2 separate regions of the Mus musculus genome follow, and region 2 is linked to region 1. A link is a contact called in ENCODE Hi-C or POLR2A ChIA-PET data. All regions are on one chromosome and are shown on one strand. The core of a region is the stretch at or near the end of the contact, and the rest is flanking DNA. Distances in the headings are between cores, read along the strand shown. Region 1 holds the start of 1700055D18Rik (RIKEN cDNA 1700055D18 gene). Region 2 holds the start of Exosc3 (exosome component 3).

The links. Hi-C counts contacts between places; a loop is a spot of excess contacts on that map. ChIA-PET counts read pairs that join two places held with the same protein, here RNA polymerase II (POLR2A).
Region 2: a loop to region 1 is called in a map of T-helper 2 cell, with 2.2 times the contacts of the local background. The contact joins the promoter of Exosc3 here to the promoter of 1700055D18Rik in region 1. A Hi-C loop is called at or near these places in 1 of 37 maps with a recorded cell type or tissue (T-helper 2 cell). POLR2A ChIA-PET finds 5 or more read pairs at or near these places in 3 of 5 experiments (Patski and embryonic stem cell).

The regions. Positions count from the first base shown.
Region 1 is chr4:45,009,306-45,015,602 of GRCm38, forward strand. 1700055D18Rik (RIKEN cDNA 1700055D18 gene) reads left to right here and starts at 3,505. Exons shown (of 1, transcript NR_166789.1): 1 at 3,505-5,046. It overlaps Zbtb5 (zinc finger and BTB domain containing 5), which reads right to left and starts at 3,107. Exons shown (of 2, transcript NM_173399.3): 1 at 2,919-3,107.
Region 2 is chr4:45,318,045-45,324,504 of GRCm38, forward strand. It overlaps Exosc3 (exosome component 3), which reads right to left and starts at 2,572. Exons shown (of 4, transcript NM_025513.4): 1 at 2,227-2,572; 2 at 1,506-1,655. The coding sequence starts at 2,547.

The DNA of each region.
Region 1 (6,297 bases), core at 2,255-4,754:
TTACTTTTTTTGTTTTGGTTTTTTTGAGACAGGGTTTCTCTGTATAGCCCTGGCTGTCCTGGAGCTCACTCTGTAGACCAGGCTGGCCTCGAACTCAGAAATCTGCCTGCCTCTGCCTCCTGAGTGCTGGGATTAAAGGCGTGTGCCACCACGCCCAGCTAACAAATTACTTTTTAAACTTAAGTTTTAGAATTGAACTACTAGAACCATAACGTATTCAAGTATGATAGGAGATCAAAAGGAAAGTTATCTACAGATAAAATAAACTGGAATACTAAGATCCTATCATCTTTTCTATGTTACAATCAAGTCAGTACTCCAACATAATTCCTAGTCTGTTTGGGCCAGTAACAAAAGCTTTTGAAAACATTTCCTTCAGTTGTTGAGATCTTTTGGTGCCACTTCTAGGACTTTGGCATTTTTCACTGGGATCCGACCAGGAAGTAGGCTCAGATAAGAATATCAGAAACAGTGACCATGGGGCTTTGCTGACTGCTTTGCTTGATTACCACCTTGCGTGATCTCTTTGCTTACTACTTCGCTTTATTCCTTTGTCTTTGATCTAAGAACTGACCATGTGTCTGGATGAGCCTAGAATGATATAAAAGCAGGCTGGGAAAAAGATAAAGCCGCTTCAGCCTCGCCGACTGACTGAGCTGGCTTGGTCGTTCAGCTGCCTGCAAGTCTGTCTATGCACCATGTGCATGGGGAGGCCAGAAGAGGTGTGAGATCCCTTGGGACTGGAGTTACAAATGTGAGCTACCATGTGGGTGCTGGCATCAAAAGAAGACCAGGTACTGCCCTTAACCACTGAGCCATCTCTCCAGTTGCCATAATAAAAACTTTTTAGCCACAAGAACGATACCTAAAACCCCAAGGCATGCCCAGGAAACAGTAAGGAGCAGGAATTCTAAGCGTCTGGTCTTTAAGCATAGGAAGTCACCTTAGACAGACAGTGTGGTGCTGCTCGCACCCCATCCCACCTGCCACACCGAGGGAGTCAGCAGATAGCATCCCTGTTAATAAAGGGCAGGTGCAGTCAGCACACATGCTCACAACTAACACAAGGAAAACGCATTTACAGCTAATTTACATTCTGAGAAATCAGCTGAGTTGCAAGTTAACATGGAAGCTGTATTTTGGGTTCTTTTTTTCCCCCTTTCTTAGGAAAACTGGAGGCTGACTCAGGAGTCTATCAGCACGGAGGCACCGTCTGCCGCTCACTCAGCACAGGATTTTTAATAGGATGGAACTAATGTTAAGAACTTTAAATACTAAAAAGTGCATTTTGCTGTCCAAATAATTTTTTAAAAAATTCTAATTAAATTTAATTCTAATTGGATAGTCTAGAGTAGTCTCTTCTGAACACACTGACCCTTAAAATTAGGGAAACACCCCTTCTTTAAAATGCTTTTCCCCAAAATCTCATTACTCATCAATTCAGCAGAATTCTGCTGGAAACACATCTAGAATAAAAAACGGCCAGCACCCCAGCAGACAAAAAAAAAGTTTTGTTTTCACCCAACTTTTAGGGAAGGGGGAAAAAAAAGCAAATCTTCCGAAAACAGACTTCTCACAAAGTCCTACTTCCATTTACTTAGCAAAACCCCAGTGCCCAGAATGAGCCCTCGATCTATTGACCTTACCTGGCGGGTCACCAAGGCTGCAGCAGAGGCCAGCTCTGTCTCTCCTCTTCCCAAGCTCGCTGAGATTTCCAGAAGGGTTAAAGTGGCCTTCCTTTAGCTTGCAAGCTTTTCTCTTAACACTCTCTTTTGCCCATCTCCTTTCCCCTACCCAGTAAGCCTTTAGCTTACTGCCAACCACGAGACTTTTCAGAAAATGAAAGCAAAAATCTCTAGCAAACTAACGAAGTGCCCGGTCCACTTTTTAAAACCATATAAAGTACACATGTCATACAAAGACAAATCACGAACGAGTAAGGCACAGTATTCCCTTCAATCTCTAAAAACCTAAATGTATGTAAATTCAACTCAGCAGTACAAGAACATATTTTGGAAATGTTTTTCTTTCAGTCCTTGAAAATTGCGAATTTTATTAATTTTAATTACCTAGACTCAGATCACGCTACTAAGGTAATCAAGAGTCTTTGACCCAAAAATTTTCCTCCAAAAATAAAAATAACCAAAATGTGGTTCCTACAGTGTTCGCCACGATGCTCGGACGCAGACTGACCATAGTAAGTGGCACTTTAGAAAAACAAAACAAAGCAGAAACCCTTAAACCGCTCCCTTATTTCTACTGTTGTTTATGTGCTAAGCAGTCGGTCCTCCAGGGGAAGATGGGACCGCTGTCTCTTACCACCGCACCCCACAGCTCCTCGCACGAAGCCTGGAAGAAGTGGCCATTCAATAAATGCCTACTAAACACTTTTGTCTAACAAGTTGGGGCATTCCCAAACGCTGACTCCACCCCTGTCGTCGGCCGCTGGCTCCCGAATCCAGACAGCTTATGGCCTTGCTCTGATGAAACGAAACCTCATCGCTCAGGAGGACCCAGGGCAGGATCAAGAGAGCCACTCGCCTCCATCCCGCAGGGCAGCCGCTCCTCGGCTCATCCCGCTAGGATGCAGATCCCGAGCGCGGGTTCCCACAGCATCCCGAGAGGCTCCATGTCCAGCAGCAGATCTGCAGGGCACTAGTCCCTGCCCACCCCGCACCGACAGCCGGGCGTCGGGACACAGGGGACGCCTGCGCACAAGAACTGAGCTACCACCCTCCTGGCCCCACCGAGGCGAAGGGTAACAATACCCCTCAGCAGTAAGACAGGGTGGACAGGCGGCCCCGGAACGGCTGCGCGCTCCCCGATGCCTCGGCGCGCTCCCGGTGCACAACCGCCTGCACGTGAGCGCGCCCCGCGCGCGCGCGCCCAGGCCACTCTAGCTGATAGGGTCGCCTCACCTGAGCCGGGCTCCGCCCCCCTTCTCCTCGCAGGAGGAGGCGGTGGCCCTCCTCCGCTCGGACCGACCCTGAGGAAGGAGGCGGGAAGGTCCAGACTGGCTTCCCCGGCTGTGACTTCCGCCCGCCCCGCCCCTCGCTCCCGGCTCCTTCAGCCCGTTCGCGCGGTTCTTTGAGGACCCGGCGGAGGCCTACAGTAAACGGATGTGAGGTACCCATGTCACCGCCTCCACAGGCCTCCAATGGCCAATCATCAGGAGGGCGGGGCCACAGTAGGAGTGACGTTCTGAAAATCTGACCAATCCGCCATCCCAGGACCCCGGCTGTGTTTACTACCACAGCATCCGTGAGCGCTCTGACCAATCACAATTTGCCTTACAGCCCGTAAAACTGTTCTCAAAGATCTTTGAAGGCGGGACTTATCACTTAGCAACACCAGGTTTGGCCTGTAGAAAAGCTATTTTATGTCACGCCCAATCAGAACTCAGCATGAATAAGGAAAGCTAGTGTTTTCCGTCTACTTGAGCCAATCGCAATGACTACTGCCAGCCCTGAGTCCCTCCATTGGCTCGCGCTGACTGTGACCTGGAGTCTGAAGGACAGGTGACTTCCTCTCGCTGTGAGCTGGAGATTACTTCTAACTTGTAGGTTTGAGAAAAGATGTAAACGGAACCCCAAGAAGCCGAGTGAGACGAATGGCGAGCTTCACAATGAGTAGGAAATGCCGTCGGTCTAATGGTGGTTGGGTGGATCGTCGCCCGCATCGCGTCTCAGTTGCCCAGACGTCCAGCATAGCAACGGGAGGGTCGGAACTCAGTCCGACGTGTGCCCACCAAGCCATCAACTCCAGAATCAAGTTTACAGTCGCCACCACCTTAAAACTTCAGGGCTCAGCCCTCTTATCAATGCCGCAAAAGAGTCTGCTGGACCGGGTGGGAAAGAGGAAGGCCCGGCTGCCGCCTTGGCCTCTTGCGGTATACCACCGAGCAGTAAAATCAAGATTATGTGTTCTAGATAGCTTTCCTGTTACTTTGATAAAACTGAACAAAGCAGTTTGGAAGAGGAAGTGTTTACTGGGCTTATCACCATGGTTTCGGAAAGTCCTGGGAAGAATTCAAACAAACCGTAGACTAAAGCTACCTCCTGGCTTGGGCTCAGCTGTCCTTGTGCTCAGTTCACGCCTGCGTGAGAATGGACAGGCCACAAGGGATGAGCCCTACTAAGTCAATTAATAAGCAAGCAATCCCTTTTCCCAAGTGAAGGATAGTATAAAATTCTTAGTTGGTTCACAAGCTAATAGGGTTTCCTAGGGCTTCATCCATCCTTAGTTTGCACCAGTTCCCAACCCCAATAAACCCATATAAAAACCACACAATCCAGTTATAAATATAAGCTATGTACCTAGACTGGACAGCTCTAGCACTGTGCTAACTTATTCCCCAGCTGCGAGACCCTTTGCTATTTGCAGTTTCTCCTGGCCACGTGGTTCTGCTCCTCCTCTTCTTCAGTCCTCTCCCCTTCCCTTCTCCTCTCTACCTGTCCCTACTCTCCAAGACCTCCCACCTCTCCCCTCCCCTGCCCAATTACAGGCCTCAGCCTTTATTGACCAGTTAAAATGGGGAAGAGGATGCCCTCAATACCCTCCCCTTTCCCTCATCCCAGTTTCCTTTCCAGATTAACCCTTTAGCTCCTGACATTCTCTCCCTTTTCTACCATCCACTCCCACTACAAAATGTTTTTTAAGAGAGCATACAGAGCCGAATACAGTAGAATAATAATTACACAAAAATAGAACCTGGTGTGGTAGCTCACACATTTTATCCCAGTACTGGGAGGCAGAAGCAGATGGACCACTATGAGTTTGAGTTTGAGACCAGCCTGGTCTACACAATGTGTTACAGACCAAGCAGGATTATATAGTAAGACCCTGTTAAAGAAGAAAAAGTGCATATGCACAGAGATAAACCCAAGAGATGAAACAGAATGTTAGCAATGGCTCTCTTAAAGGGATGTGAGATTATGGGTTACTACAATTTTATTATCCATAGTTTCTGTGTTTTATACTAGTATACATCCAATATGTGTTATTTTGGTAATTGTTTTAATGATTTAATAAATGTCATGAAAATGAGAACACTTATATGTTTAACAAGATTTAATATAAAGCACTGATTCTTTTTTTTGTTGTTTTTGTTTTTGTTTTTTGAGACAGGGTTTCTCTGTATAGCCCTGGCTGTCCTGGAACTCACTTTGTAGACCAGGCTGGCCTCAAACTCAGAAATCTGCATGCTTCTGCCTCCCGAGTGCTGGGATCAAAGGCGTGTGCCACCACCGCCTAGCTCTTTGTTTTTATTTTAAATTTTTTTGCCATGTTTCATTTATTACTGTTATTGTTGTACGTGTGTGTATGTGCACATGTGCATGCATGCAGGTGCCTCAGCACATAGAGAAAAGCTTGCTGCAGTTGTTTCTGTCTCCGCTTTGATGTTTATAGGGGTTGAGCTCAGTTGCTAATCTTTCACAGCAAGTGCCTTTTCCCACGGAACCACCTCATTGGCCCCAATTCATCTTTTTATTAAAGAATATTGCAAGAATGTTGTGACTTAACATTAACAAAGTTAAAAGCATCAATTTAGCAAAGTCACCTTTGTTGTTCTCTGTTGTGAGTGTGGGTACACACCTATATCCTGACTATCAGCAGAAGAATGAAGGGGAGTTCTAGTTCTGAGTTAACCTGGGCTACTTGCTGAGTGTAAGGGTAGCCTTAAAATAAGAACCTATCAAAGAAAAGTTATTGTTTTGTTTACTGCTATTCCAAAGTTATCAAGAAGTATAAATATGTGGAAATGAACACAATCAGGCAAATACTAGGAAGCCAACATTCCACTGACCCATTAGAGGCCAGCCTGATCTATGGAGTGCATTGAGGCCAGCCAGGGACATATACCAAGACCCTGTCAGTAAATAACTAAATAAGAGCACATAGTGGTCTGTAGGGCGGGGAGTTGAGGATGGACTCTCTGCTCTGTGCAGCTTGCTGGCAGATTGGTACTGATGCATGTGGGACATCAGATCTAGGTATAGTGGTGTATGGCATCCCAGAGGATGAAAAAGAACTGTTTTTAAGTGTTGGTGTGTGAGAAACAACAGAGTGCTGGGAGGAGTTGTTGAAGCTGGTGAATGGAAAGCATAGGAGAAAGAAAAAGCGGAAGAAGAGGAAGAGAAGGGATTTTTGCAAGCCTCTGGCACAGGAACATGGTTAATCTCTCCATGGCCCCAAAGATCAGAGCTTCAGTTAGGGATTGAAGCTGTAGCAGATTTAGCTCCGTGCAAAGGAAACAAACAAAAATCCATCCACTCTGAAGTTAGCCTTACAAAGACT
Region 2 (6,460 bases), core at 1,322-3,821, 310 kb after region 1:
CAACTTACATGTAGTTTAATTTAGCCTTGTATCTACTTAACATATATAAAATTCCACTCTTCAACAGTTCAGCTGCTCAGCAGCCACACGTAACTAGTGGTAACTGCACACGTCAGTGTGGATATAAAAACAAACAGCATCACCGGAGAATGTTCTATCAGTACTAACAAATTACATGTTTGTCTAGAGGAAAAAAACTCATGATATCCATATTCAAAAGAAAACAGGACAATGGTAATTCAGATACTACTTCATGGAAAATTTGCTTTAAAATGTTACAAAACTGAACTTTAAAATGAAGCTAAGGAAACAATAAATTTGTTCTCTTCAACATTAAAAATACCCACTGTTGAGCTGGAGATGGCTCGTGGGCTAAGAGTACTTACTGCTCTTGTAGGGGACCCAGCTTTGGTTTCTAGCACCCGTGTAGCTGCTCACAACCTGTCATAACTCAAGTTTCAGGGGACCTGACCTTCCTGTCTGACCTCCACAAGAAGCTGTCACACAGCGTGCAAAAACATACATGTAGGCACACTTTCCTGTGCATACTTTAAAAATGCCTTGTAAGTCCCCACTGTTGTGGGTGATTACAAAACCTAGCGGGAATCATTACACCTTTTCCGGCTTCCTGGGCATGTGGTCCTGCACAGGGCAATGAGAATGAACCCAGTGTGTGGTGAATATGCAGGACAAGTGACGATGAGACAGTCATCAACTCAGTCAGCCTGGACCTCAAAGGTGATGTCTCCTAGGGCTGAGGACACAGCTCCAAACAGGAACACCATTAATAAAGACCCAAGGGAAGGAAACAAAGCCCAGTTACACTGTGAAGCTTAAATATGGTTCCATGAAGTAACAGAAACCACGAGGAAAGACCCCTGAGTACAATGCTCTCTGTGTGATTTGAACAATCCTTTTTTTAATGAGATTTTTTTTTTTAATGAGTTCATAAGATTGTTGCCCGCTCCTGTCAAAAGTGAGACAAAGGGGTTGGCATACAAAAGATAAGAGAAGGAACAAATAAGATTGAGTGACTAAAGACCCTTGAGAGTTGAAGAAAAAGCAGCAGAGAGGCCAGCACATTTCTGGCTCAGGTGTTCAGGAAGAACATGGCTAAACTACCCAGAAAGCCCAACCTGAAAACCTACAGAAACAAGATTACTCTTCTGTCAGCTCCAGCTCCAAGGATTTAGAGCCATGATGAACAGATAGCCAATAGTGCCCATGGCCCTTAGACTAGGGCCATTTTCCTCATGGGGTGGATTCAGACATGACAGGTAAGGAGGGGGATAGCAGATGTAACTCTTCAACCCGGTAGAAAAGAACCAAGGCTGCAAACATGACATACAGCAATACTTCTGGAGCCGCAGCGCCTGAGAAACTCTTATAAACTGTCTTGGAGAACTGGTTTATGCTTTGAAGACAATTCAAGTAGCCCTCTGGATAGTTAACTTTCTCGGGAGTGGATATTTTTTCTTGTTGAAACCAAAGACTCCCATTATTACCTGCACATTTGGTCTGTTTCTTTTAGTTGCCCCTTCAAATGCCAGGTAAGACAAAGACGCTGGCTCACTCCCTCCAACATCAACTTTGAATATATCTCCAGATTTAGCGATCACTATGCCAATCACGTGGTCCCCTTTCACAGGTACATACTAAAAGCAGAATGAAAGAACAGTCATAAATAATACAAATATCATTACAAAATATCTTCTGAAACTTTCATCTAGGTTGATCAGGGTGGGTCTCAACCTATCCAGCCAACTCATACTCCCCATGTAGCTGCAACTACAAAACCGGCCCGCACCAGTCCAACTTTATGAACGTCTAATTCACACTTGATCAAGTTTCAAGTTTTCTCAGCATCCTTTACAAGTCTGGTGGCACAAGAATCTTTACATTCAAGGAAACCCACTCCATTTGACATTATTCCTAAGTGAAAGCTCTTAATTATTCTATGGGAATTTTAATTCCCTGTGATTTATTTGGACTCATTGCAACTGGGACACCAAATGGCAACCCCGAGGCTTTGGGTTTTTCAAGACAAGATCTCACGGAACCTTTCTCTCCTGTCACCCTTCTCAGGATGTGTTCCTATTGTGGTTCCTCTAAAGAAGATGCAGAGAGGGGGCTAGAAGCCACCGCGGCTCTAGATTCGCCTTAACCTATGATCGCTTGCAGGGGGCCCACTTTCGCGGCAGCGCCGCCTCTCCGACATCCGCTCACCCGCTTCTGCTGCGAGTCCACCCAGTAAACGCCGCCGCCGCCTCCGCTGGGCTCCTTGTGACGCAGGCGGCCACACTTGGTGACCAGCAGACGGTCCCCGCAGCGTCGCAAACCTGGGCCACACACTACGCGCAGCCTCGGGCGCGCACCCGCATTCAGGCGTAACGGCTGCTCCCCGGCGCCGCCAAGGCCGTCTACGTCCTCGTGGTCCGGCAGCACCAGCTCCTCCCCGGGGAGAACCACCTGATTCAGCACCTTGTGCACGGCCCGTGCTCGGCAGCCCGCCACCGACTCCGGTCCCGCGGACAGTACTTCAGCCATGGCAGGCGTCACCATCGCAGCTTCCGGTATCTACTTCCGCTTCCGCTACCCGCCCACCAGGGTCATCTCTTTCCGGTGGTTGTGGGCTTTCTGAGTTGGACTTGAGCTTGGGAGATACTCGCTTCATCCCATGGGTGCTACTCCCTGCCCTGTGTCTGTAGCTTCACGGTACCTAATGTAACAATCTCCCACCTCCTCCCACACACATCACACCTTTTCACCTACTTGAGTTCATCTCTTCAGTGGCTTGGGAACATCGGTAACTCAGGAATTCTCCCAGCTACTTCTTTGGGAGCACACTAACAGCTATGTGAGAAACTGTTAAATCCAAAACCCACAATGTGCAAGAACTTAAGAACTTACAGTTTTCTGACTTTGGGGTTATCTGTGAAACCAGCGTTTCTCTGTCGGCATCTTCAATGAGTAATTGATTCAGTTCTCCAACAGCACTGAAGGCCTTGGCATTGACTGAGATCAGTTGCTTGATGCTTTGCTGCCAACTCGAGTTTATAGATTTTTTTTTTAGGGAAGGGGCATCACAATTCCTGCAAATTTGGTAAAATGCTGGCAAGCCATTTAATCCCTGGATATAAGGGACAACTGAAATACAAGTGCCCCAGCCAAGTTGTTAATTAGTGCTATTGAAAGACTGAGAGTAAGACTCCGAGGTAGGCAGATAAGGAGAGGAGCCACGGCTAGGTAACAGGTGATGAATTGTCAAGTTGGCTAACTTCTTCCTCAACCTCAACCTCCTAACTCAATACAAGCTTAGCAGCCTCAAAAAAAGGCTGTGTAGGCTTTTGTGTAGAGGGTAGGAGGGCATGTGCTTCCAGGTAGTCCTATAGAAACCAGAATTGTTAAACATGCAGATCTTTTTCTTCAATGGAAGAAATTGACAGCTATTCACTTGGAAGGCTGGAATGGAGGTTGTTGAATACCAGGTAATTTTACCATTCTGTGGAGCTAGCTCTCACCTGAATCCCCCTTTTCCTGAGCATTTCCAGTCCATAGACTCCATCCTTATAAGAGAGATCTCATGGATTTGAAAAAGAGTTTGCTATTATGATTATAAAAACCTTTCCTCCCTAGGCTCTTCTCCTGAGCATGTTTTCTCAGTCAACAGAACCCACTCTTGTGGAAGAGGTCATGGTGCTTTTCAAGAAAACATGCACTTTGCAAGGGAGTTTAGATATAACCGTGTCCTAAGCTTTGTGGTAATAGTTGTCACAAGAAAACCTTTTTTTTTTTCTTTTGAAAGTTTTACTGTTTAAATAAGTAATAAATAAATAAATAAAAATAAACTGGAGTCAGACTCCCGAAGTTTGTACCAGCCCGGCTAAGTCATGCTGAACCACGTTTACTTCTTACTTTCTGGGGATCCGCTGGCAGCAGAGCTTGCAGGGACCCCCACACTTTTAACTCTCACCTGCAACAACAGCAAGCCCCCTGCTGATGGGCCGGTTGAACAAGTTCAAGGCCTGCACAGGACACATTACACAACAGTTCTGGCCTAATTCACCATCAATTCTTTATTCAAATCGACCAACCCTACATTTGGGGGAGGGGGGGGGGAGAGACTCTTCAAAGACTTTAAAAACGCCAGTTCTCCAGAAAAGATTGGATTTGGGGTGCTGAATCCCCTATGTATTTTGAAAAGGGTCTTTTTCTTGGTGTCCAGTTTGTGGTTTTCTTCACTCCTCATAAAGAGCTTTCTTCAACAGCTGATTATGTCGTCTGCATTTGAGAGGTTTCTGCTTCCACCTGTCGAGCGCCATTTTTTTTCCTTTCAAGCCCCCTAGACTGTACCACTTGGTTAGTCTCTCACAGAGAGACGTTCTCTGGGCAGAGGTAAATTATGCTTCTTTCTTCCTTTATAACTCAGGTCTCAAAAAACGATAGGTATTCTGTGACTAACCAACCAAGCCCACTTTAATTCAATGGCTCAATGCTATGCCTTTGGTGTATTCAGTGATGTCAGGCCTCTGAAAGGTGGAGAAGGAGAATGAACGTTGCTCATTCTCAGGACTGGTCCTCAGCACCTACCCTAGGTAGTTTGGAGTTTCCCAAGGAAATAGAATACAAAATCTAGGGCAGGAGCCATACCCGGTGCACTTCTTTTAGCAAAGGGGCAGGAGGTAGCCCACGCGTGGATTCAGAAAACAAAGGAGGCTAAGTCATTGGAGACTCAAGGCCAGAAAAGGCGGGCCCTTGCAAGCACCACCCACCGGACACGCCCGCGAGGGCCTCGAGCTGGAAGGCTTGTCGCCTGAGCCCTGCCAAGTTTGTACTTCGAATCCTCAGGTTCCTGCGGTAGCGCACCTGCGTGCAGTTAAGAGTCTGTCTCAAAGCATCCTGGCTTATAACCTCTTCGGAATTCAGCAGCAAGAGGGATACTCTGGATTCGGGAGTGGTGATAGTCATGAAGTCTCGAAACGACAGGAGGTCTTTTTTAATGGTGGTGTAAATGGCTGTGGCCGTTGGAGAATAAAGAGAACACTAAAAGACAGTATAGGCCATGTGGGTACCTCTTTCTCAGTCTGGCTTGTGCAACTTTTCCCTGAGTTGCCCAGGTAGACTCAGCTGCGTCTATATTGAGTTTGCAGTGGAGGCCATTTGGGGGTTTGAGTACCACAGGCCTTCATCCCTACTTAGGCAGCCGAGTGTTACCACCCTGAAAAACTGGATCTCAACCGAAGCTTTTCAAGCTTTTCCTAGATGTCTTAGTTTCTCTGTCTCCGTCTCCCTCCGTCTCCGTCCCTTCCTCCTGCTATCCCCTGTGTCTGTCTCTGTCTCTCTCTCTTGGTTTGTTTTTTACATATGTTTTGTGGAGAGGTAGAGGGCTACTTGCAATTGTCACTTCGCGCCTACCACATTAGTTCTTCCTTGGGTAGAATTCAGGTTTTCAGGTGTGGCTGCAAAGCGGAAGTTGGAACAATGGAGCCCCGGGCTTCCTTTCCATTGCTTACTTCTAATGTTTCAGGCAAAAGGAACCACAGCTCAACACTGGGGACAGTTATCCTCTCAAGGGGACTCACACATATCTGTTACAGCACCACGAAAAAATAAGCTCAGAACAAGTCGTAAGTTAGTTTACTATATTAGCCAGAAAACCAAGATGTGCTTGCATCTTGTGAGAATAGTAGCTACAGACCGGATTTCAGAGTGGTTGAAGCCACTTAGACTATAAGTTTAGATGTTAGGAAAAGTATGTGCTAGCATATTCCTTTTTCTGCCTTCAAAGACGATACTTTTTTAGATATACTCTTCAGGATTGTGGCTGGAGAAGTATTAGGTATAAAATGTTAATCAAAACTATTTTTACTTACTATCTTAATTAGGGTTGGGTTTTTTTTTTTCCCTTTGCTGTGAAGAGACTCCATGACTAAGGCAGCTCTTTATAAAGGCAAATATTTAACAGGGGTTGGCTTACGGTTTCAGAGGTTTGGTTCATTATCATCACGGCAGGGCAGCATGGCAGCTTCCAGGCAGACATGGTGCTGGAGGAGCCAGGAATTATACATCTGGATCTGCAGGGAGCAGGAGACTGTGTCACACACTGAGCGTAACTTGACCATATATAAGATTTCAAAGCCCTCCTCCACGGTGACACACTTCCTCCAATAAGGCCACACCTCTTAATAGTGCCACTCCCTGTGGACCAAGCATTCAGACACGAGTATCTTGGGGTCATTCCTATTCAAACCCTTACACACAGATCACATAGGACACAGTTTATGAGCAATCTTTGATTTGCTTTTTACGTTTTTAATGTGTGTGTTTTAATGTGGGCGCAGGGACCTGTGGAGGCCAGAGGGAGCATCCCCTGGAGCTGGAATTACACAGGAGGTTGTGAGCTGACCAGAGCAGGTGCTGGGAATCCAACTCAGGAGGGACATTTGCAAGAGCTGCTAAG